Regions from separate parts of the Mus musculus genome. Here region 2 is linked to region 1. A link is a loop called in an ENCODE intact Hi-C map of the cell type or tissue named here. Cell type or tissue: heart. All regions are shown on one strand. Links, peaks and the distances in the headings refer to the core of each region. The heading gives the core; the rest is flanking DNA.

Region 1 (12,284 bases), core at 1,767-9,766:
CCAGTGTGCCTTTATCAGTGGCTCTCCCACTCGCTCTCTCACAACATGACCTTCCCTGACCCACTCATCTATTCTTCCCTACTATGATGTAACACATTAATGGTTCAAGGATGTGTAGCAGAACACAGGACTATGCTGGTAGGACTCTGTGACAACTAGGATTGTAAACCACACAAACCTATTTCTTTTATAAATCACTCAGTTTCAAATATGCCCTTAAAGAAACTCAAAGTGGATCAGACATGGTTGGAGCCCAGCAGTCAGCACAGTATCTGGCGTGTGCTGGACCACTAGCAAATTAATTTGCAACTAGATTTTTTTTAATTATCCTGTCTCAATTAATCTAGAAACAAAGTTCAAAGTACAGAGCTGTACAAATAGCAAGAACTAGTTAAGCAATTACTAAATGGAGAAATTTCATTAACAAAGGGTCTAAATTAATTATTTGAAGTCTTAAATCAATATTGATTGAGCCATGTACTATTACTATGAATACTATTAATACTAATGTCTATTAGTATTAATAAACAAGGCAGCATTTCAAATTTATGTAGCATATACTAAAACTGCCTAGTGACTGGGCCAAACCAGAGTTTACTCAATTATTTGTGAAGTCATTTGAACTTACAATGGTCACTTGCAGCTACTTGGTTACATAGAGTAAGTGCACTTAGTACAATTGCCTGTACTATTTAAACTCCAAATTATATCATCTCTTCTTCACCAGAGCTCTTCATCCGGTGAGTTTCAACATACCAATTATTGCTTACGAACAAATCCATTTTTGACATTTAAAAACCTTCACCTGCCCACCATGAAGCTTTTCCTTTTACCTCAATCTGTAAAACTGACTATCCATCTTTTAAAATAACAACCATAGCACACTTCTTCCTCAACGTCGCTCTTCATTGGAAAGAGTCTAGCTCCAGCTCGGCTTTTAATTCGCACACCCATTCATGTGTGAACTTGCTCATTCACAAGCGCTCACTCATTCACTCAGGAGCACCTGTTTCACGACAAACCCTGTGCACACAGAGATTGGAAATGTCCGTCACGTAACCACGAATGGTGGCTTCTCCAATCCTCCAGTCATTTAGCAGTATGCAGATTTATGTTAAGGGCTATTATATTAATCATAGGAAGATGAGTAGCTGAGAAAGGCTTGCTAAGTCTCTTCAGGTCATTTCTAAATAGCAGAACAAGACACCGGAAGCAAAGGAAAAACTCAGAATGTGTGCATTATAGAGGAGCCAGGGGGAGTAATTAGCTCTTCAAAAAGCACACAAAAATAATAACACTCCAGTAGTAAAAGGCACAACAGGAACACAGACAGGCAGTTCACAGAATAGAAGTGTCCCTGCCAAATGCATAAATATACTTCATCTCTCTGAAGAACTGAAAATTAAAACAATAAAATGGTGTCCTTGTTCTTCTGTTTGGGACAGATGAGCAAAGCTCTCACCCTCAAGGTTAACAAGGACACTCTATGGTGTACAAGTAGTAGTTACAAAAGCTAGCAAGGTGGCTCAGCAGATAAAAGCACTTGTCTTGAGTTCAGTCCTGGGAGCCCATGATGGAAGAAGAGAGCCAACTGCCAAAAGTTGTCCTCTGCCTTCTACATGCCTGTAGCACACACCCCTGCACCTGCCCGCAATGGTTAAGTAAGTAAAAGCATACTGTCTATAAACATGAGGGCAACTTTTCTAGAGAATGACTTGGCAAAACAAGTAAATACACACACTTTGACTCAGAAACTCTGCTTCTATGATCAGTGTCTCAAGAAAACAAAAGTATGTGCATGTGCGGGGAGGGTGTGGGAGGGGGTATGGGTGTTTGTGTGTACAACTTATGTATAAGATACATGTATACGAATTTCATTTAAGAATTATAAGAAACAAATCCCCTGGTTGAGGGATACATTAACTATATCTAATCACTAAGCCACAAAGGTAAGAGTTCAAACAGATAAGGCAGTGGCCCAGGTAAGTGGAGCACACCTTGAATCCTAGCACTGGGGAGGCTGAAGCAGGGGTTCTGAGTTCCAGATCAGCCTGGGCTGTATTCCAAACCTTGCCTCCAGTATTTGTATGACCATTTAACAATACAGAGTTACATAGGAAAACAGACTTTAAAGAGCATGACTATATTCAAGACAGTCTAATGAGCCCCCTAACATGATGAAAGGTCTAATAGTGAATCTATCCTGAAGCATCTTTATACGAGTTCCAAATGTGTCAATTTGTGTAGGTAAGAATTCCTAGAGTGCATTAACCAACTAGACTTACATCTTGCTAACTCAAAAATTCCTGAATTCTAAGAATTTTCCATATGAGAAGTCTTGGTAGGAACTGAGTGCAGGGCCCCAGAACGCCTGCATCAGCGCCTCTCACCAGCAAAATACAACAGAAGGCATTCTTTCCAAAGTCCAGAATCTTGAATCTATTACAAAAATTAAGCTTTAACACTAAATCTTTGATAACCAGTGACAGTTTGTGTTGAACATTATCAAATTATGGAAATCACAAATTACAACTATTTACCTCAATAGACCATTTATTGTGTTTAAAAAAGAAAAGAAAAAGTCAGATCATTTAAACATTTAAAAAGATCAATCCGGAAATGTTGAGTGTCAGTCAAATCCACTAGAGAACAATTATAAATAGCCAAGAGGCAGGACTGGGAATCTGTGGTTGGAAAATCTGGAAACAAAACTCACTCTTTTGGCTCAGGAATTTCCAAGCAAGGAGCCTATTTGCACCTTGAACACATTTCTGACAAATGCTTATAAGTGTGAAAAGGAGTTGAACGTATTGCCTGGGAAAGGGACCCCAGCCCTCTTTGGGAGAGAGCAGGTTTCCAAACACCTGTTTAATAAAAGCAGCTACACTGCTGGTTTTGGTAAAGGTGAAGGTGTGTGTCCACTCATTTGTTCATCTGATTTCTTTTTGCTGTACCATGCACAGCTACCCTGTTTTAATTTTATATGAATATCAAAAGGGGGCTTCTTGCCCCACCCCAATTCCTACTTTTGGCATGGCCCTTCCCACTTTGAATATACAGTAAATGTAGACCATTTCCTCAGATGCTACACTTGGGAAAAAAGCATACTTACAAAGTGCACTCCCAGAACTCTGCGCTGCCGTCCTTTGAGCTCAGGGTACCTGCCTCCTATCATTTCTTCATGAGGTTCAGGGCAAGAGGTCTAGTCGAGTAGATGATCTTTTGGGTTGCCTCTACACTCCCTCCAAAACACCTACAAACCAACGAGACAGGGAGCAGACAGAACTATAACTTGAATTTTTAATGAAAATGATTTTATCTTTCTGTACTGGCTAGTTTTGTGTCAACTTGACACAGCTGGAGTTATCACAGAGAAAGGAGCTTCAGTTGGGGAAACGCCTCCATGAGATCCAGCTGCACGGCATTTTCTCAATTAGTGATCAAGTGGGGAGGTCCCCTTGTGGGCGGTGCCATCTCTGGGCTGGTAGTCTTGGGTTCTATAAGAGAGCAGGCTGAGGAAGCCAGGGGAAGCAAGCCAGTAAGGAACATCCCTCCATGGCCTCTCTGCATCAGCTCCTGCTTTCTGACCTGCTTGAGTTCCAGTCCTGACTTCCTTGGTGATGAACAGCAATCTGGAAATGTAAGCTGATCAAACCCTTTCCTCCCCAACTTGCTTCTTGGTCGAGATGTTTTGTCCAGAAATAGAAACCCTGGCTAAGACACTTTCCTATGCACAGATCAGAGAATACCGGGAGGAGTGAAAATACACTCCTATGCCGTCCAGAAGCCCATGTGGTACCAGATGCCCAGCCTGCAAATCCCTAGCACCCGGTATCTTCTATCCATAACTCACCATCACTAGACTTGCTAGGTCACGCTAGAGGGTGAGTTGTACCCCAAGTCTAGAGAAAGTACTCACTCTGAGTATATCTATCAGGTGGGAGACTAACTTTAGTAGTAAGATTAACATGCAGGCTCATTTGTAAGTCTAGGCTAGCCTCCACCTCTTTAAAGGCAATATTATATATGTATGGTGGATCAGTTCTCACAGTGATCAAACAAATAAATAAACAAATGCATTGTGTATTTGGTTGTAGGAAAGTGCAAAGGGTAGAAAGGATTCTCAACACTTTATGGCTACTTCTAAAACTGTAAGGACCCTTAGAAAAATCATCTAACAAAGCCGATATCTGTATACTTCAATAAGCATTCCAAGAAGGGTATTCTGGGAAAAGAAAAGAGATGTGAGACTAGGAGATGTTCAAGAGGCCAGTTAAGCAAAGGCTTACTACACACTTATCTAACAAAGCAGCCTTCATCACATGACGAGCCCTAGGCACGATGAAATTTCTCTACGTTAGTGGTTCTCAGCCTTCCTAATGCCACGACCCTTCAATACAGTTCCTCATGTCATGGGTTGGTCCTCCAACCATAAAATTATCTGTGTTGCTACTTCATACCTGTGGTTTTGCTCCAGTCATGAATTATAATTTCAATACCTGTGCTTTGCAATGGTCTAAGGTGACCCCTGTGAAAGGGTCATGTGATTCCCCATGCTGACGCGACTGGCAGGTTGAGAACCACTGCCCTATACCAAGCTACAGCTGTCAAAGTTCATCTTCTCTCTTGCCTGTCCAGTGCAGCAGTTATATGGCTATGACAATAGAAACCTGGCCAGCTCAAATTGATACACACTATGAATATGAAATATCAGTATATGCCAGATTCTGAACATCCTATACCATTATCAAAAAACATAAGGCCCTGGTAGTACCAGAAGCCTCTGCTCTCTGCACGTGGAGGATGAGGCAGGTAGATCTCTGCAATGTCTAGACCTGTCTGGGCTACACTGTGAGTTCCAGGTCAACCAGTGCCACACAGTGGAACCCTATCTATAAATAAATAAATAAATAAATAAGCAAACAAACAAACAACACAAAAGTTTCATATTTGCTACTTGTATATTTACGTGAAGTAAAATATACTTCAGTACATTTTATGCCCTGGGCCAAATAAATTAAGATTAGTCTCAGAAGTTTCCTTTTACTTTTATTGTAATACAGGTACTATAAAACTAAAAACCACTTGAACGGTTCGTATGCTATTTCTGTTAGACGCAGGAAGTTTTAGGAAGAAGTAACGAGAATTTGCTAGGTGCTAGGCACTGTGCCAAATGCTTTGCATAATCCTAACAAGGACGCTACAACATCGAGCTTTGCCTAACAGACCCACTCCCTTAAACCAACCCTGACTGGCAGCTGGGATTCAAAGTTTGGTATTTTTATTAATTAATTCCAAAAGGGGGCGACTAACCACTATGACCCCGGGCATCTCCTTACTTAGCAGAGGAAAATCGAGTGACGAAAGGACAGAGATATGCACCAATTATACCCCTGGGGCAGTCAAAACCAATGTCAGACAGCTTGAAGCGCCTAGGAGGGAGCCCTGGGCAAGCTGCTCCAAAGCCAGGACAAGGCGCGTTGAGTGAGGTGGCCAGGACCTGACCGTGGACGAGCTGCTGAGGGATGCAAACACGCCATGACCCCCACGTCACCAAACACTGCACCCACACTCCCGGTCCACCCCGCGTACCCGTGCAGATCTTGTGTCTCCACCCTAGGACAAGGGGAAGTGGGACGCAAATGTCTCTGCAGGGGGAAATGAGAGAAAGGACAAGAGAACAGAGAAGGGCAGGTACCTTAGACCCAAGGTGACTCCAAGTTCTTAACGCCGGATCATCACCGAGGCCCCACCCGGCTCCCGCGGCTACCAGCGACCCCGAAGGTGCAACTGACCCAACGCTGCCTCGCAACCGACTCCGCTCACCCGGGACTTGCAGCTATGGCAACTTGAACTAGCCGCCCAGGCACCGCTAGAGCACAAGACGCGCCGCCGCCGCCTGGCCCTCTGGGAGCTGTAGTCCATCCCACACTCCAGAGCAGGGAGATGTAGCAAGAAATAACAGGAAATGACAGGAGATAAACTGCAAGTCCCAGCATGCTCTGAGCAGGGCCTCTACTTGCCTTTCCCGGAAGAAACTGGCTAAGCGGTCTTTACAGACCTGGAGCCCTGCCTTCTTTTCCCGCACTAATTTTGTTTTTTTTAAGGGCCAGTAGCCTGTGAAGCCGCAAACTCCTGCTCGAAAGTGAATTCAAATGTCTCGCGACACTGAGTGTAATTTTACTTATTAGGACACATCAAAGGATAAAAGCCAACAGTGAGATTTTAAAATCGCTTTAACGTCCTATTCTAATGGCTTAAGGCTTGGAGGGGAGTAAACAAGTTTATCAAGTGAAACACTCTCTGCCTGGAGTGACTAAGATCTCACCTCTCCTCCCTGGCAAACTACAAATGCAATATGAGGTAGTATGTTCCTTACTAGCTTGTTATGTCCTCACAAGAAAATGAAAGAAGTGTTTTCTGCTCGGGGGGGTGGGGGGGGGAGTCAGTTTCAGCTATAATGAGAGAATTAAAACCTTAAGGAAGGAGAGCTTTGAGAAAAACTAAGAAGTGAAAAATAATTAGGCACCTTTCTTTTCCTTCTACTCTGTCAAAGAGAGAGAGAGAGAGAGAGAGAGAGAGAGAGAGAGACTCGATCCTCCCCAAAGCTAGAATTAAATTTTATCTGATCTATGAAGGTTTTCCTGAAGCCTAAAAAACAGTTATCAATGCTTCTTAACCTGTGAGTAGCGACCTTCAGAAAACACATATTTCTGATGGTCATAGGAATTGAGAAACCACTCCATAGCAAAATTACAGTTTTGAAGTGGCAATGAAAATAAATTGATGGTTGGGGATTCCTAACACCATTGGAAATATATGTTTTCTGATGGTGACGCACAGGTTGAGAACTGCTGATCATTGTATAATCTAGGTTTTCTATTGTGGACATTTTATGTTAGAATCATGAATTACCCACTTAATCTTCCCACTTAGGGATTGAAACAAATGGATCTGACCTTTTAAAATATCTCCTTCCCCCCAAAGTCCCCACCCTGCTCACTTAAAGGCTTTTCCTATCAAGTTTAAGCATAAATTTTTCTAAAGATTTACCTAAGTAATTGCATCCACAATTGTGCCTCTCCAAGACACTACAGCTGACACAGAGAGCAACTTAATTCAGAACAACCATACCAGCAATGCCTGCAGAGGCATAATGGCTCTGTTCGTTAATAGCTAAGTTTCACAAGATAATTTTATTCAGTTTAGCAAATATGAATATTGAATCATCTTAGGATTCTGTCTTCTAGAGAGAAGACACAGGGGTAATGAAGAGATTTAAAAGTACCATTGTTTTGCTTCAGTTGCTTAGAGCCAATGGAAGGAGATGAATGGAAGCAATTCATGACAGTGGTGGAGGGGAGACCACTGCCACAGGATCTATGTAGAAACACAAGAGAAACCCTTCCTTAGGAAAGTATATCTGATCAACTGCCAAAAATGTATTACCCAAATGCTAGAATAACTTTGGTTATACGTGAGTGCATTACATTAGTAAAAATTAATTGTTAATAATATTGTTGTCCAGCTGTGTGTGTTCAGTTCTATTGACTCCGTTTTAAAGTGATATTGGACAAACAAAGAAAAAAAAAAAAAACCTCTGAAGACACAGGTGGGACCACAGAAACAAGATTTGAGTTAATTGTGATTAGAAATTTGTATATGCATGATTAAATTAATACCTAACATCAACTGCCTTTATTAACAGATGTGGCATGGTATGGGGATTAAAAGTAGTAAAGTCAGATCATAGAATGGGTCTCCTTTGCTTCTTAACAAGATATATTTTTAATCGGAAAATTGTGTTGTGGCTCCCAAAGACTCTGAATTCCTTTTCATTGACACGGCTGGTCCGTGTCATCCACACCACCAGTCCATTGGAGCTGAGTCACATGAATCTAGACTTGGGCAAAGCTAGGAGAGTTCCTTGAGGTATTCCTCCTTTGTCCATCATGCAGCAGGAGTGGGCATGGTGAGTCAGTTTGCTAAGCCTGCCATAACAAAACACCAAAGAAAAGGTGGCTTGAACGATGGGAATTAACGTGAGAGACTGAGAAAGAGAGAGAGAGAGAGAAATACTTCATATACCAGAAGGCTGAAAGTCACAGATCGAAGTGCCAGCCAACTGGAGTGCTCTCATTATCTTCTGTGTGGCTTTAAATGCCATTGTCCTTTTGTGAGCACAGAGCTGGTTTATCTCGTTACCTGTTTAAAAAAAAAAAAAAAAAAAAAAAAAAAAAAAAAAAAACACAGTTCTATTGGATTAGGGACGAAATCTGATGGACTTGCTTAATGTTATCTCTTTAATGAACCTGTCTCCAAATTCTACTTTTATGTCTTTAACAAATGTGTCTCCAAATTCAGTCACACAAGCAGTTTCAAAAAAAAAAAAGTGAATTTTGTGAGGGCAAGAAACAGTTCAGAAGGTAACAGCACTCTGGCCCAGGAAGCCTTAGGTTCGTTAGTGTACCCCAGTGCAGAGTACCAACAGAAAAGTAGACAAGGGAGATATCTCCAGATGCCTTGCCTACATCACATCATAGGATACAGGCTAAATGTAGAAACAATCACATCCACATCATGGGTCCCCAGAAGTCTTGTGTATATTACAGAAGCCCCCTTCCTCTGACATGCTGGCAAGGAGTAGACACTCAAAACAGGCCAGGCCTATGGGGGTCCTTAGGCACTGAGAATTTAAAATGAAATCCAAATTCCTATTTTATTTTCTGATTATTTTGATGTTCAGGTAAAAGCTGGAGTAGTCACCAGGAAAGGGGCATCTTCATCTACATTCAACAAGCAGCTGAAAACGTCATTCTGAGGATAGATGGCAATAGAAACAAAAGGTAATAGGAAATACACCCTAGAGAATAGAGACCTGCTTCCTGACAGCTTCCATGTTCCTGGCCCCATCCCCTGGTTAGTCCTACCAACGTTGCTTGTACAGACTAGTGTTCCAGGAGGCAGAGCAGTGGTTCTCAGCCTCTGGATTGAAACCCCTACGAGGGTTACATGTTAGATATCCTGCATATCAGATATTTACATTACGATTCATAACAGTAGCAAAATTACAGTTATAAAGTAGCAATGAAATAATGTTATAGTTGGGGGTCACCACAACATGAAGGAATTAAAGGGTTGCAGCCTTAAGAATGTTGAGAACCACCTCACTAGAGGACGCTGAAGGTTAAATGTGCAGACTCAAACCTTCGTTGTAATAACCAATGGCTATATGACTTCAATCATAGTGCTTCCTCTGAGATTATTTTCTTCTATCAACAACAGGAAAGAGTACTATCTCATAAGCAATATTGCTTCAAGGAAAAAATAAAGTAACATGTAAGATAAAAAGCATCACATATTGTTTCTTCATCAGATGGAGCCCTAAATATATGCTAATTGATGAGAACTAAATTCACCCTATAACAGTCCCGTGAGCAACAGGACTTTATTTTGTTCTTTGTGTGTGTGTGTGTGTGTGTGTGTGTGTGTGTGTGTGTGTATTTTATTTACATTTCAAATGTTCTCCCCTTTCCTGGTCTCCCCCACCCCAGACCACCTATCCCACTCATTCCCCCTCCCCCTGCTTCTATAAGGGTGTTCCACCCACCCCTGTCTCCTTGCCCTCGAATTCCCCTGCACTGGGGCATCGAGCCTTCAGAGGACCGAGGGCCTCTCCTACCATTGATGCCCAACAAGGCCATCCTTTGCTACATATGGGGCTGGAGGCATGGGTCCCTCCATGTGTACTCTTTGGTTGGTGGTTTAGTCCCTGGGAGCTTTGAGGGGTCTGGTTGGTCGATATTGTTGTTCTTCCTATGGGGTTGCAAACCCCTTCAGCTCTTTCAGTCCTTTCCTTAATTCCTCCATTGGGGACCCTGTGCTCAGTCCAATGGTTGGCTGTAAGCATCTGCTTCTGTATTGTTCAGGCTCTGGCAGAGCCTCTCAGGAGACAGCCATATTAGGATCCTGTCAGCAAGCACTTCTTGGCATCCACAATAGTGCCTGGGTTTGGTGTTTGTAGATGGGATGGATCCCAGGTGGGGCAGTCTCTAGATAGCCTTTCCTTCAGTCTCTGCTCCACACTTTGTCTCCATATTTCATCCCAAGAGTATTTTGTTCTCCCTTCTAACAAGGACTGAAGCATCCACACTTCAGTCTTCCTTCTTGAGTTTCATGTGGTCTGTGAATTGTATTTTGGGTATTCTGAGCTTCTGGGCTAATAACCACTTATCAGTGAGTGCATACCATGTGTGTTCTTTTGTGACTAGGTTACCTTACTCAGGATGATATTTTCTAGTTCTATCCATTTGCCTAATTATTTCATGAAGTCATTGTTTTTAATAGCTGAGTAGTACTCCATCGTGTAAATGTACCACATTGCTGTGAAGAGACACCATTACCACACCAACTCTTATAAAGGAAAACATTTAATTGGGGCTGGCTTATAGTTCAGAGGCTTAGTTCACTGTCGTCATGGTGGGAAACACGGTGACAGGCAGGCAGACACGGTACTGGAGAGGACCTGAGAATTCTACATCTGGATTCACAGGCAGCATGAAGAGAATGCCACACTGGGCAGGGCTGAGTATCTGAGACCTCAAAGCCCACCCCCAGTTACATACCTCCTCCAACAAGGCAACATCTACTCCAACAAAACCATATTTCCTAATAGTGCCACTCCCTATGGTCTATGGGGGCCATTTTTATTCAAACTATCACAGATTGGCAGAAAGAGACAACACTGTCTCAAGCAGAAGGCACAAACGTGTTTCACCTTGCAAACTCATACCACTGTGAAACAGCAACATCATGTCTAGGTTGCAAAAGAATAAGTATCTAAATATTCTCAAATATTTATTTTTAACATTCTCTGTTCCCCGCTTCTGTTTAAGCAAATTAAGTTTCTCTACGTTCAGGGAAAAGAGGGGGCTTGAGAGTGGAAAAGAAGAAAAGGGATCACTTTCTTGCTTCAAAGAGTGCAATACAAAGAATCTCAAACAGGACTGGCTGTAGGATTTGCAAAACCCAAAGAAAAATTAAAATGTGAGGCCCTTGTTCAAGACTCACTGAGGTGCAAATCAGATGCACAGTGGGTAAAAGTGTTTGATGGGCTAGCCTGGCAACAAGTCTCTCAACCCATGGAAAGGTAAATAGTAAGAACCAGCCCCACAAAGTTGTTATCTGACATCCACATAGGAGCCATGGCATGCACCATTATACACCCACACATACACATTCCCCTCACACACATACACATCATGCTTCCAAATAAATAAATAAATAAATAATAATAATAACAAATTTAAAGATTTTTTTAAAGTTACTAATAATATGAGCATGGAAAGCACAGAGCATTAAGCAAAGTATGAGGCCCTTCTGCATTCGGGGACCTGTGGATCTCACACGTCCCATGAAGCCAGGCTTTCCACAAAGAAGTCACAATATTCCTAAGTGATGTGGAAGAAAGTGCTATAATCAAAAATAATAATAATAATAATAATAATAATAATAATAATAAGTAAATAAAATTGCGACTGGGAAGGTAAGACCCAGAGAACAAGGAAGTCCTGGGGGAAGAATTAGGGCTGGGTATAAAAGAACAAACCTGAAGATATAGAAGGAAAATCTAAGTCCAGAAGGTATCTAACCTCCACATAGGCACCAAATGTCCCTTCCAAACAGCCTATAGTTTGTCCAGACTTCCCACACGAGTGACGACTGCCTACAGCATTAGACTTTACTGGGTTATGTTTGGCCACCACAGATGACCAAGCTCCTTTTGCAACTCACCAACTATGGTAAATTGGTATTCACATACCAAGTATGCCATAAGAAATAAAAGTAAAATGTTCAACATTCCGATTTGGATGGGACTGGATGGAAGAGGGATGAACCCACTTTCTACCCATCAAGAAACAATCTTAAGTATGGTTGATGTCTTTCTCCAGCTCTTAAGTTTCCAAGCAATCTACAAGTCTAAGAAGAAGTGCAGGGCCTTGCTGCAGTGAGATTGCCCACTGTAAAACTGCAACCATTCGTCGTGTAGACAATAGCTCATCCCATAATATTCTCTTCTCTCATATGCTTATAATTTTAGGTAGCTATCACATCATGACAATTTTATAATATTGTAATACAAATGCACATGGGTCAAAATGAGCAGCTAATAGTGTGCTAAACCATTATAGAGGGTTATTATTGTAGTCAAGCAATACAGCCTCTGGTACAACTTTTGACAAGGATAAAACACAAAAGAAATGCAAAACGCCATCTTCTGAATT
Region 2 (12,284 bases), core at 1,642-9,641, 210 kb after region 1:
GAGAGCTGGACTTCCCATCTGCCCCTGCATTTCACTAGTTTTAGTTCAAGGGTAGAAAGAAAAATTTCTCATACACTTACACAATCGAGAAAGCAAAAGATATTTTAAAATATTAAAAGTTCAGCAATCTATAACTCAACCTGCATACTGTTCTGTTAGAATAGTGGGTCTTCCAACAATCACTAAGAATAAAGTGTGCAGATCCTTCGCACATTTCACTATGCACAGAGTATACATATTTTTAGGACAGTCTCAGCACAGTAAACATACCTAAAGGAACCCTGCTGCACATGAACAGAATCTACAAGAAAGGCATGGTAAGCACTAGGCATGTAAGGTGCTGAACTGAGCTAATGATTCTCTTGGAGACAATGTTTGTATGCATGCATGTGAAGCCTTTAGAAGGATGTTTACTGTCCTCTCCATCACTCTCCACCCTTGCGTGGAGACAGGTCTTTCACTGAAACCTGGAGTTTCAGGCTGGTCACCAAGCTCCTGGAACCCACAGTCTCCATCCCCCAACAGTGGGTGACAGGCACATGTGGTCATACCCACCTTCTATGTGGTGAAGGAGATGTCAACTCAGACCTTCTTCATTTACTTGATGAGTCACTTCCCCAACCACACATGATGCAACTTTTAAATGAAAGAATAATAAACTACGAAATGTTCAAATCGGGTCCAACAAGTACAAAACCCCTCCAGTTTCACCTCATGCTACCACCAGAGACAAGAGCACTGTGTGTGTACAAGTGTTTGGCCTATGTACTGGCTACTTTTGTGTCAACTTGACACAGCTGGAGTTATCACAGAGAAAGGAGCTTCAGTTGAGGAAGTGCCTCCATGAGATCCAGCTGTAAGGCATTTTCTCAATTAGTGATCAAGGGGGAAAGGCCCCTTGTAGGTAGGACCATCTCTGGGCTGGTAGTCTTGGTTGTATAAGAGAGCAGGCTGAGCAAGCCAGGGGAAGCAAGCCAGTAAGAAACATCCCTCCATGGCCTCTGCATCAGCTCCTGCTTCCTGCCCTGTTTTGAGTTCCAGTCCTGACTTCCTTGGTGATAAACAGCAGTATGAAATTGTAAGCTGAATAAACCCTTTCCTCCCCAGCTTGTTTCTTGGTCATGATGTTTGTGCAGGAATAGAAACCCTGACTAAGACAGCCTACATGACTGTCTGTGCACCACTCGTGTGCTGACTAATGTCTGGAGACCAAAAGAGGGCGTCTCCTGGGACTGTACTTACAGACCATTGTGAGCCACCACGTGGGTGCTGTGAACCGGTCCCAGTCCCTCTGGAAGAACAGCCAGACTCTTAAGCACTGAGCCATGTCTCCAGTGCCCACACAAATGCCATTTTAAAAATCTAAGTATTTATTCATAAACCTAAGAAGAAAAACTAGCTCAGTGTTTAATATGTAAAAGGAGCATTTGGTGTACATAAAAGGATTTTACTCTAGTACTTACATTCTTTTATCAAGCATTTGTTCAATCGCTCCATCATAAACAAATTTTAGATTACAAATATAGGAATACAAAAAATTAAATACTATTACTGACATGTCAAGCAACTGGACCATAAAATACCACATGTGAACAAGTAAAACTATTATTAGGCATTTTGATAGGTATTCTCTATACTTAGTACACTTAATCCTAAGAACAACCACCCCATGAGTCTGTACTACCAATTCCTATCTTATAGGGAAGAAAGCTGAAATATAAGTTATCTACCTACCCAGTTAGAGGAAGTATAGAAGGGACAGTTGAGGTTTAAATCAATACCCTTCACTGCACTATACTGTCTCTCCTTAAAGTCAAACATTCATCCTATAGAAAAGTTCTTTATTACTGAACTATTCTTTTAAAAAGAGACAAACTCACAGTTTTTAGTTCCATCAGGACTTGTTCATCCACTCCGTCATCCAGAAAAATGTCTCGTACGTCATTAATAACATCTTCAATCACAGATCTATACAATTTAGGCTTTAAAGGAAAAATAAGATTCAATAAAAGACTGATTTCAAAATGTTATAGTAGGCTTTGAGAAATAATTAAATAATTATTAAATACAAGCCATTTGGCCAACTATCTAAAATTTATTTTAAATTGTGACTTTAATTAAAGATACTACAATCCTAAGCCAGGCTTATCACTCTGGAGGCAAAGACAGGAGGATATCAGAGTTCCAGGCCAGCCTGATCAATATACTGAGACACTGTAAACTAAATTTGACAATGACAGAAAACTGTAAGGCTGGGCAAAGTAGTTCATAAACCAAAGTTCTTTATGCACAGTCAACACAAATTCCAGTAATTTCCTTGATGGTGACCAAAATGTCTACCATCATGATTAATAACAGTTCATGGTCACTCCTGGTTCCTACTAGCCCTGCTTGATTTAACGCCTGTCCCATCTCACAGCCTTTCCAGGTCTTAGATGTTGGGGAACTTTTTGTTCACAAGTCGTCTCCTGGTCATACCCAGCAGTCTTATCAGCGTTTGATTATACAAAAGCTACCTTGGTTTTTTTCCCTGTCCTGGTCTACCTTCAGGCTACACCACTAAACTCTATACTGGCCATGTAATTTTAAATTAGTAGGATCAATTTCCAGCAAACCAGATGTTTTAATGTTTCTGAAATCAGTTACCCTAAAACCCTTTCCTTGGAGAGTCCAACACTTGAAGCAGGCAATGCCCTTCTCTGCTACTATGTAATTAATCATTCAGCAACCAGCCTACAACTTAACCCATTCAGAAGCGCCGTTGTTGAAGGAAAAAGGGAAATGCTAAATTCTAAACTTCACTGCAGCAGGCTTTTGTCTTTATGGCATACAAGGTCATTTAGATCTGTCCTTTTAAAACAGTATTCCAAACTCTGAAACTGGCGAATTAGAGACTGCATGTAGCATTAGCAAGTGATTAATAAAGGTTCCTTTTAGAAGATGCTAATTTTTAGGCACAATATTAGGTCACCTAGGTGGATTTTTATACTAGATACCATGCTAGCCACTGGTAAAATTAAAACCACCACTTAATCTTTAATTCTTAAAGCTCAGTTTAGGCTGTGCCTCTACACACACATCAAGCAATAGATTGTGAGCACAGATCTCACAGGGGAGAGTCAGTCACTATTTCTTTGAAAAGCTTCATGCCTTGGGTATTAAGAACACACCACCAAACTCAAGTCCTCCTCCGGAAACATTTAATGTACAACGCATTTTTTTTTTAAGCCGAGAATGTTGACCGTATCTCCTCCAAGGGGGCGGGTGGGGGGGAGGAAATCATTTTATCTGATCTAAAACGATTTAAAATGAAACTCTTATAAAGGGAAGGGAGAAAGAACAAAACGAGGCTGCAATTCTGGCCTACTTCCCACTACAAACAAAGGCAGTACACTCTAGCGGCCACAGCAAAACACTCGGGTCCGTGACAACAGCCTCCCGGCTCCGGAGCGAAATCTCGGCGTGAAAGGAGCCTAGAAATAAAATGAGCTCCGCACGCCGGCTCCTCTCGCCTCGGGAGCACGCACCTCCCAGCCCCGCGCTCAGCAGCTCTCACTATTTAAAGCCGGATCTGGTGTTTAAATGGAGAGGCGGTGACGTAGGCCTGAAAAGCACCTTCCCATCCTGGCAGAGTCTATATTAGAGAGCGGCAATGGCTCTATATAAACAGGGCAGCCAAAGGGAGGAGGACCACAAGGCGCAGGCACTGAAAAGCAGGGTAAGCGGCCGCAGCCATGATGGATCGACCCGAGTCGCCAACGGTATAGTGTCGGGCAGCCGCAGGCTGCTCTGCGGCGTTTGGGACCGGGCAAAATGAAAAAAAAAAATTTTTTTTAAAAATAAACAAACAAAAAAACAAATATTGTGCTTTATTGTCATAAAAAGAAATCAAGAGATGGGGTGGCCTAGTGATCACATTGCGTTGGTGACTCTTTTAAAAGGTTATTTTTATGTGACTGCTTTTTGCAAACCTACGTGATCGCAAGTAACCAAAAAAAAATTTTTTTTTGCTCCTTTTTAAAAAAGGGAGCAACGGGAAGAAGTAGGCAAATCTCGAGGCGAAAGCGGGGACTCTTGGGCCATTCATGTAGGCTTTGTTTGTTCTGGTGCTTAGGCTAGTCGAAGATACCGCGGGGGTTTTGCTTCCCCTTCGCCATTTTACCCACTGGGGAGGAACCGAGATAAGTGCTTTCCAACCTTCATAATTTTTTTGTCTTTTTTTTTTTCTTTCTTTCTTTCCTTTCGGAGGATTAGTAAAATCGGCCCCAAAGGAGGCTCTCCCAAAGCACCACCTCCGGAGAGCCCCCGAAGGCACGCCCGGCCTCGGCGGTATCCGAGAGGCTTCCCCAGACGCGGGGCTCGACCCGCAGCCGCTCGCTCGGGGACTGGCCGGGTCCGGGTCCCCGCGTGGGGCCATCGCCCGCCCGTCCGCGCCCCGGGGTCGGCAAGCCAGGGCCCCAACGGCCTGCGTGGCCCGCCCCGCGGCGCTCCCGGCCCCCGCCGCCCTCCTCCCGCCAGTCCTCGGCGTCCCCCCCGCCCGGCCAGGCCCGCGGCGGGCAGCGGCGGCGGTGGAGGGCGGAGGGGACCCGGTCGGGAGCGCCGCCTCGCCCGGGCCCGCCCCCGCCCGCCCGCCCGTCCGTCCGTCCGTCCCAGCCAGCCGTTGCCTGCCGCCGGAACCTTCGCAGCCCCCGCCGGCCACCGCACCACGTCCTTACCACGGTGTTTGTGTTTGCCGAGTTCGCCATTTCCACACACAACACAAACAAGAGGGAACGAGATAGAAAGAAAGGAAAAAAAAATTTAAAAAAAAAAAAAAAAAGAAAAAAAAAAAAAAACAACTGAGACCCGGAGGGTGACCCAAGTCACCCGCCAAGAGTGGGGCAAAAAAAAAAAAATCTCTCAACAAAACCGATCCAGAAGGAGTAAGAGGCGGGAGAGCAGGAGGAGGGGGGCACTCCTCCCGCAGCTAAAAACCTCGAGAATCGCCTAAAGAAAAAAGAAAAAATGGGGGAAAAAATTAGCCACGACCCCTTAGGGGGTTAGGGGGCGTCACCCGCTCCCCACTCGGCGCCGAGGAGGGAAACCAACACCGGTCACCGCTCCCCGCGCCACCGCTGCCGCCACCGGCTGCAGCTCCAGCCGTCCGGTCCGCCTGCTTCTCCCCTTTATATAGCGAGCCAACGAGCTGCGCGAGCCGCCGCCGCCGCCGCCGCCGAGAGACAGGGCGGAGGGAGGGAGGGGCGGAAAGGGCGGGGGCAGCGGGGGGCGGGGCCGAGCGCGAGACACCGCGAGAACCGCGTGCGCACGCGCGCCCGGGGCGTCGCCAGGTTTCTTTTCCCCCCCCTCCCCCCCGCCCCGGCTGGGTGGCCGGGTGGGCGGGGCCGCGGGCCTGGAGTAAAGAAGGCGCGCGCCGCGGCCTTTTCCCCACCCCCCTATGGCTCGCGCGATCACGTGGTCCGCACCCTGGCGGAAGCGGTCCGTGGCGGTGGTGGTGGCGACCGGTTGGACCGGGAGGCGTCCTCCGGAGGAGGCTGGGGTATTGAGGGAAGCCAGCGATCAAGGGTACCTAGCGCTGCGTCGGGTGGACGCGCAGCCGCTCCGGTGGAGCGGAGGAGTGGGAGTAGCCGCCGAAGCGATAGGCTTCCCCGGAGGATGGCTGCGGAGGGACGGCGGGTCACGTGGCGCGGCTTCCGGCTCCCGCGCGCTGGGGCTTGGGACAGTTTTTAAATGCGGAGTCATCTTTTGATTCGTGAGCTTAGGTCGGATGAGGAGGAAGTTCGCGCCTCTTGCAAAGGACAGACCTCGTGAAGTTGTGTATAAGTCCAAAGGCTAGGAAAGCTTTGTTCTCCCTCTGTCTACTTTACAGAATTAGGGACGCCTGTAGGTGTTTCCAGCCGTTTGTCTGTACAAAATTAAACTATTAGGTGGTTTGGCTAAAATGCCCCAAAGAGTCAGCCTCTACCAACTCAAAAGTACTTTAGATGACTTCTTAGGGTGGTAGAAATGACGAAAAAAGAAAAGGAACTCGGATACAACTACTACATATTTGACTCCCTGACATACATTACTGCTCTGTTTTTAATGTTACCAGAGTGCTGTGATTTGCACACTGGCCAGCACACAGTGACTAACCACATCTGAAACCCATGCCGTTGACTCATCAACTTGCCTGGCCTGTCCCAAGAGATCAGGCAGAGTCTGTTGGTATCTTGGAGTGCAATTCATCGGGAGTTTGACCTGGGACGTGCAAGCAAATTCTGCCTTTGTATCAATATTTTACGGAACAGATTCCTGTTTGGTAGGCAGAATTTAACAACTGCCACTTTCCCTGGTCCTAGGAATATGGGGACAAAATGTAATGTGGACGTGGGCATTTTATGTTCAAAAAGCAATCAGACAATGTCATTCTATGCCAGTGAAGCCAGATAAGTGAAATATCAAAGACTAGAAGAGCATGGAAAGACTACAGATTGTTTCCTATGACCTCAGGGAAGGGGATTAGCGAAGACTGGGACCATGCATACTAAGAAGCTGGACATAAACCTTCTCTTGAGAGAATTTTTTTTTCACCTCAGGGTTTCTCTGGCTTTCCTGTAACTCAGAGAACTGCCTGCCTCTACTTTCCCAGTGCTGGGATCAAAGGCATGCCACCACACTTGACTCTAGGATTTCTTCAACATTAGCTCCATTCTCTCCTTTAATTTCTTTTTTTTTTTTTTTCTTTTTCTCTTTTTTTGTTTGTTTGAGACAGGGTCTACAAGTTCCAGGACTACACAGAATCCTTGTAGTCCTAGCTGGCCTTGAACTCACAGAGATCCACCTTCCTCTGCTCTTTGAGTGCTGGCATTAAAGGCAAGTGCCACAGTACATTTGGCCACTAAATAGTGGCTCAACAGTTCCCTGCAAGGTGTGTCTGGTCTGGAGCACTAGAAAATAATTCACAGGACATAAGTATTTGAAATTGTGATCCAATCAACACTTTGAACATTTTGGGTTTTTTTTAAATATTAAGGTTACCGTTATCATGAAAAACCGGGAGGCCCATTCCCAGTGAGTCTCACTCTGATTTTTTAAGACTCCATGCAAGCCGGCCGTGGTGGCACACGCCTTTAATCCCAGCACTTGGGAGGCAGAGGCAGGCGGAATTCTGAGTTCGAAGCCAGCCTCGTTCTACAGAGTGAGTTCCAGGACAGCCAGGGCTACACAGAGAAACCCTGTCTCGAAAAAACAAAAAAAAAGAGAGAGAGAGAGAGAGAGAGAGATGGCTCCTCAGTTAAAAGTGCTCTTCCTGGGGACATCAGGAGACTGAAAGCAGCACGGCTCCAGCTCCTCAAGTACCTGAGCACACAAGTACAGGAATACACATGTATATACAGAAATACAAGTAAACTTCTAGAAAAAAAAAAACAATACAATCAGACTACTGGAGGCTCTTCCCATGTCTATACAGTCTAGATTGCAATGATGCCTAACACACAGTGGGTTTCCCCAAACCTCTTCCCCTTTCAGTGCCCACGTGCCTGTAAGAAACCACCAAGGATTCCATTCCAGTGTATTGTCTCTACTTCTTCAATTAGCTGTAGCACCCCTGTAGTCACAGTGAGTGTATGTCAACCAGCTTCAGATATTTTCTGATCTTATATAAAAATTCTGGAACTTAATGTTTAACTTCCAAGACAAGACTGTCCAGAAGGCGCTCAAGCAAAACTGTATCATGTTTCTTTTTAACTGACCCTCCTCCTTTCTTCTAAAGCTTGAATGCCTTCTAATTGTAATAGCCCTTTGTATAAAACACACTGGATTTCCAATTTTGAGTTTATATAATATTTTTGAAAGATGTATTTACTTTATTTATATGAGTACACTGTAGCTGTCTTCAGACACACCAGAAGAGGGCGTCAGATCTCATTACGGGTGGTTATGAGCCTCCTTGTGGTTGCTGGGATTTAAACTCAGGACCTCTGGAAGAGCAGTCAGTGCTCTTACCCGCTGAGCCAACTATCCAGCCCCTAAGTTTATATTTTTAATGAATGTAGATACAGCTTATATTTTTAATGTATGTAGTGCCTTTTTTTGTAATGAATATCTTTCTCTAACTTCAAAATATTTTATATAGGCAGATAAAAATATCTGTATTAGCCAGGGATGGTAGGCACACCTTTGATTTTAGGCAGAGGCAGGAGGATCTCCGTGAGTTCTAGGACAGTCAGTAATATGTAGAGAGATCCTGTCTCAAACAGAAAAAAACAAGAGAGTTAGTCACAAATGCCTGAGAGTTCTACTCTGTGCTACAATAGTAACAACAATACTCTGTAACAACAATAGTGCATTTTGTTAGTGTCTCCTGTATTAATAATTAAACATACTAGACTACATTATAGCTGTCTTTTTAGGAAGAAAACAAGACATTTTCTCTCAATAGAACAACAACAGCAAGAACAACAACAACAAAAAACCCTATATGTTCTGGAGACCAGGACCTCCATGATGATACCCAAATGATTAAAATGATCCTTACATAGTCTACAGATTGAAATGCTAATCTCTTGTCAACATGGGAGAGAAGAAATACATATTTAAGACAATACAGAGCAGAAACAAAATTCACTAGTATTGAGTCTTTAAGACTCATGATGAGCTACTTGAAGTCAACCTAGCGGCAACAAGTACCAGTAGTACCTAGATTGTGTGTGATATTTCAGTACCAGTAGTACCTAGATTGTGTGTGATATTTCAGTACCAGTAGTACCTAGATCGTGTGTGATATTTCAGTACCAGTAGTACCTAGATTGTGTGTGATATTTCAGGGCCACTGCTTTTGAGAAGGTCTGTTTTCTAATTTTAAGCCACGAGCAGGAAAAGCCTTCCTTAAAACAAGAACAAAGCCTCAATTATTTATTTCATAAAATATGTATCTCAAAGAGCTTAAAAAATGACCAATCCAGTAACTTCGAGTAACACTTGTTTCTGGATTGTGATCTTGAACTATTTTTCCCTAAGAGGAGTCAAGGTTGCTTGGAGACAGTACTGATGCTGTAACAGACCCCCCCAGATTTTAGCACAACTGACTCTGATGAAAGTACCTTTGAGACCATAAAACCCAGCATATAACAGCACCACCAGCCGAAACAAAGACCTAACCCATCAAAGTCCATAGAAAAATCTCTAAAGTACTAACCTTGTTTCTTAGGTTCTGTAGTTTTTAGCTAACTGTTCTTGTTAAGTGAAGTATGACAAACCAAGATAATGGTTTTGAGCTTAAAAGCTCACCCTGAAAAAGGCTTGGGGTGACACTGAAATCCCCAACACCCACTGTACTTGCCAGCGGGCTAATAAAGACTCCGTTGGCTTAGACCTGTGAGTAGGCTTCTCTCGTGGGTACCCTATAACAGCTCCATAATAAATGGTACAAAAAAATACTTCTGTAGGAACCCAGCATGTAATTCAGTAGATTACATAGTTCACATGAAGCTCTGGGTTCTATGCCCAGCACTGTCTAAAACTGAACATAGTGCTGGGAGCCTGTAATCTCATCAAGTGAGGCCAGAGCAAAAGTCACAAAAGCTCAGCGCTGGCCATAAGTTCATATCCAACCTGAGTTACATAAAAACCTTGTCTCAAAACAAAACAAAAAACCCCTCCAAATAAAATTCACAAGTAGTATTCATCCAAGCCAAATGTGGAATATCTTTTCCTACAGATAACCAAAGAGAAGAATTTAAATCCTGTTTTAACCAAGTATCACGCGTTAAGTAGCTTAAACAAGTATTTTTTTCCATGGCACTGGAAACTAGCCTTTAAACTACTTAAACCGGTTCCATACAGCCACAGTCGCTGGATAGAATCCTGTAACGGTTAACTGCCTTGTGTTAATTTGCCTGTGCTAATGAACGTTGAGATAAGTAATAAAATATTATTTATGAGTGTGTCTGTGGAGGTGTATTGTGGTTTGGATATGCATTGGACGCTTGGCTGCCAATGGATGGGGTTTTAGTAAGTGATTGGATTCTTGAGGCTCTGTTCTAATAGACAGATTAGTCTCTTAATAAAGGGATAATGTGCGTTGTATTATTGGGGGTTGTTGTCAAGTAGGAAATGGGGCCTACCCAGAAAATGGGCCACTAGAGGCATTCCCTCCCTTGGAGGTTAGGTCTTGCCCTAGGCCCTTTGTGTAAGCCTTGTTTCCTCTGCTTTCCCACTGTGATGTGATTCAGTCGGTTCTGCCTTACCCTCCCTCCCCTGAGAGTCTGAAACTATGAATTAAAATAATCTTCCCTCGGCTTTAAATTGTTCCCGCGGGTATTTTAGTCACAAATATTTGAAAGTCACCAAGACAAGTTTTTTCAGTGGCATTTGCATAAGTAAAACAAATACTACAGATTACAATCAGGATGGGAATTCTTATCCTATCTGTCAATGGCCAGAGGGGGACAGAAAGACAGAACGGAGGTGAATTCACTTCTGCGCGTTTCTGGTGAAGCATCTGTCTTCCTAGAATTTCAGCATTTCTGGTTCTCAGGGTTTTAAGATCGGCCTGGGAACTTAGAGCACGATACCCTTACGTTTCTGTCTCTCGCTTTAGTTCTCAGTCCTACAGATTTAGGCCTGGTCTTATACCACTGGCTCTGAGATTTTTCCAAGTCATTGGAATCTCCCAGGTCTTCCACGTGCAGATGGCTGGTCACTGGATCTCTGGGCCTCAATAATGATGTGAGTCTGTTCTCCACATGTGTCTTGTTTCTTTATAGACTGCAAATAATCTCTCTTCCTTGCTTATTCCCAGTATCAGGAGCCCAGTCATCATCTCCTCAGTGTTCCCTAGTTTCTATACTGTTTGTACTCACTATGTAGCCCAGACTGTCCTTGAACTCATGGAAATCCTCCTGCCTCCACCTTGTGAGTGCTGCCATTGCCCATGTGAGCTGCCCCACCAGAGCCACAATTTGTAAAACCATTGTACTGGCTAGTTTTGTGTCAACTTGACACAGCTGGAATTACCACAGAAAAAGGAGCTTCAGTTGAGGAAATGCCTCCATGAGATCCAACTTTAAGGCATTTTCTCAATTAGTGATCAAGGGGGAAAGGCCCCTTGTAGGTGGGACCATCCCTAGGCTGGTAGTCTTGGGTTCTATAAGAGAGCAGGCTGAGCAAGCCAGGGGAAGCAAGCCAGTAAAGAACATCCCTCCACTGCCTCTGCATCAACTCCTGCTTTCTGACCTGCTTGAGTTCCAGTCCTGACTTGGTGATAAACAGCAGGATGGAAGTGTAAGCTGAATAAACCCTTTCCTCCCCAACTTGCTTCTTGGTCATGATGTTTGTGCAGGAATAGAAACCCAAATTGGTACCATCATACTGGGGTATTCCTGTGACAACCTGACCATGTTTTGGGGAGGACTGTGGAAGGACTTTGGAACTTTGGGCTAGAAGATCCATTCAGTGTTAAGAGCTCTGTCAGATGTTGTGTAGGAGCTTGGAAGATAATGTTGAGAACAGTGCAGAAGATGGAGGCCTGGCTTGAGAAATTTCAGAGGGAAAATTAAAGACTTTTTTCAGGGCTATTGCTAATTTGTGAAGATTCTTTGGTTCTGGTTAGCTGGGGCTGAAGAATCGGCTGTGATTAACAAGATACCAGAACTACTAAGGCAAAAACTTTGCATTACTGGGACTATTGATGCTGGTTAGCTGAAGCTAAGAAATTAGCGGTGATTAAGAAGAGACCAGCATCCTTGAGGTGACATCTTCTGGGAAGTGTTTTTTGAGATCACAGAGCCTGTGTTCCAGAGATAACCAAGGTTGTACCTTATGCGGTGGCTGGACTTGGTGATGTGTAAGAGTTACCCAGGTGGTACTGGTTTTGAAGGCATGAAGTTGTCACAAAGAGCAGCTGAGGCTCGGCACTATGAGAGGCCATGGAAGGCCATTGGTGAAGGTACAGCCTCAGTTGTGACAGCCCAGTACTGAAGGGGTCATGCAGTGTTTTTGGAGATGCCAGTACCATGAGATGACCACCAAGAGCAGCAGCAGTGGAGTACAGGCATCTGGCACCTAGAGGACGACGCATGTGCTACAAAGGGCATGGCTGGAGAAGTGACCCAAGCCCTTGGAAGAGCCAGAAGATCATGAGTTGGATCCCAAACATTAGATGGTTGGAGATTGATTTTTGCTTTTGATTGTGACTGTGCCCTGATATTTTTCCTCTTGAAGGAAGAAAATATTTTAGTGGATCCCACAGTTAAGAAACTTTTAATTGTAAAAAGACTTTGGATTTTAAAAGTTATTGGACA

Evidence for each region. Peaks named below come from ENCODE experiments on the same cell type or tissue, not always from the same donor. Only the 100,000 strongest peaks of a DNase experiment are listed, where the experiment ranks them.
Region 2: it touches region 1 in a loop (4-fold over the local background); 6 of 42 quality-filtered maps call a loop at or near these places.

The regions. Positions count from the first base shown.
Region 1 is chr12:91,378,536-91,390,819 of GRCm38, forward strand. It overlaps Cep128 (centrosomal protein 128), which reads right to left and starts at 5,874. Exons shown (of 26, transcript NM_181815.3): 1 at 5,699-5,874; 2 at 3,113-3,253. In heart, for the core only: CTCF peaks have their summits at 5,885 and 6,085; a DNase peak (open chromatin) is centred at 5,936; H3K4me3 peaks cover 1,719 bases; H3K27ac peaks cover 1,375 bases.
Region 2 is chr12:91,584,820-91,597,103 of GRCm38, forward strand. Gtf2a1 (general transcription factor II A, 1) reads right to left here and starts at 4,830. Exons shown (of 9, transcript NM_031391.2): 1 at 4,716-4,830; 2 at 1,881-1,982. The coding sequence starts at 4,745. In heart, for the core only: CTCF peaks have their summits at 3,420 and 5,462; DNase peaks (open chromatin) are centred at 3,652, 4,452, 5,212, 5,432 and 1 weaker place; H3K4me3 peaks cover 4,204 bases; H3K27ac peaks cover 3,952 bases.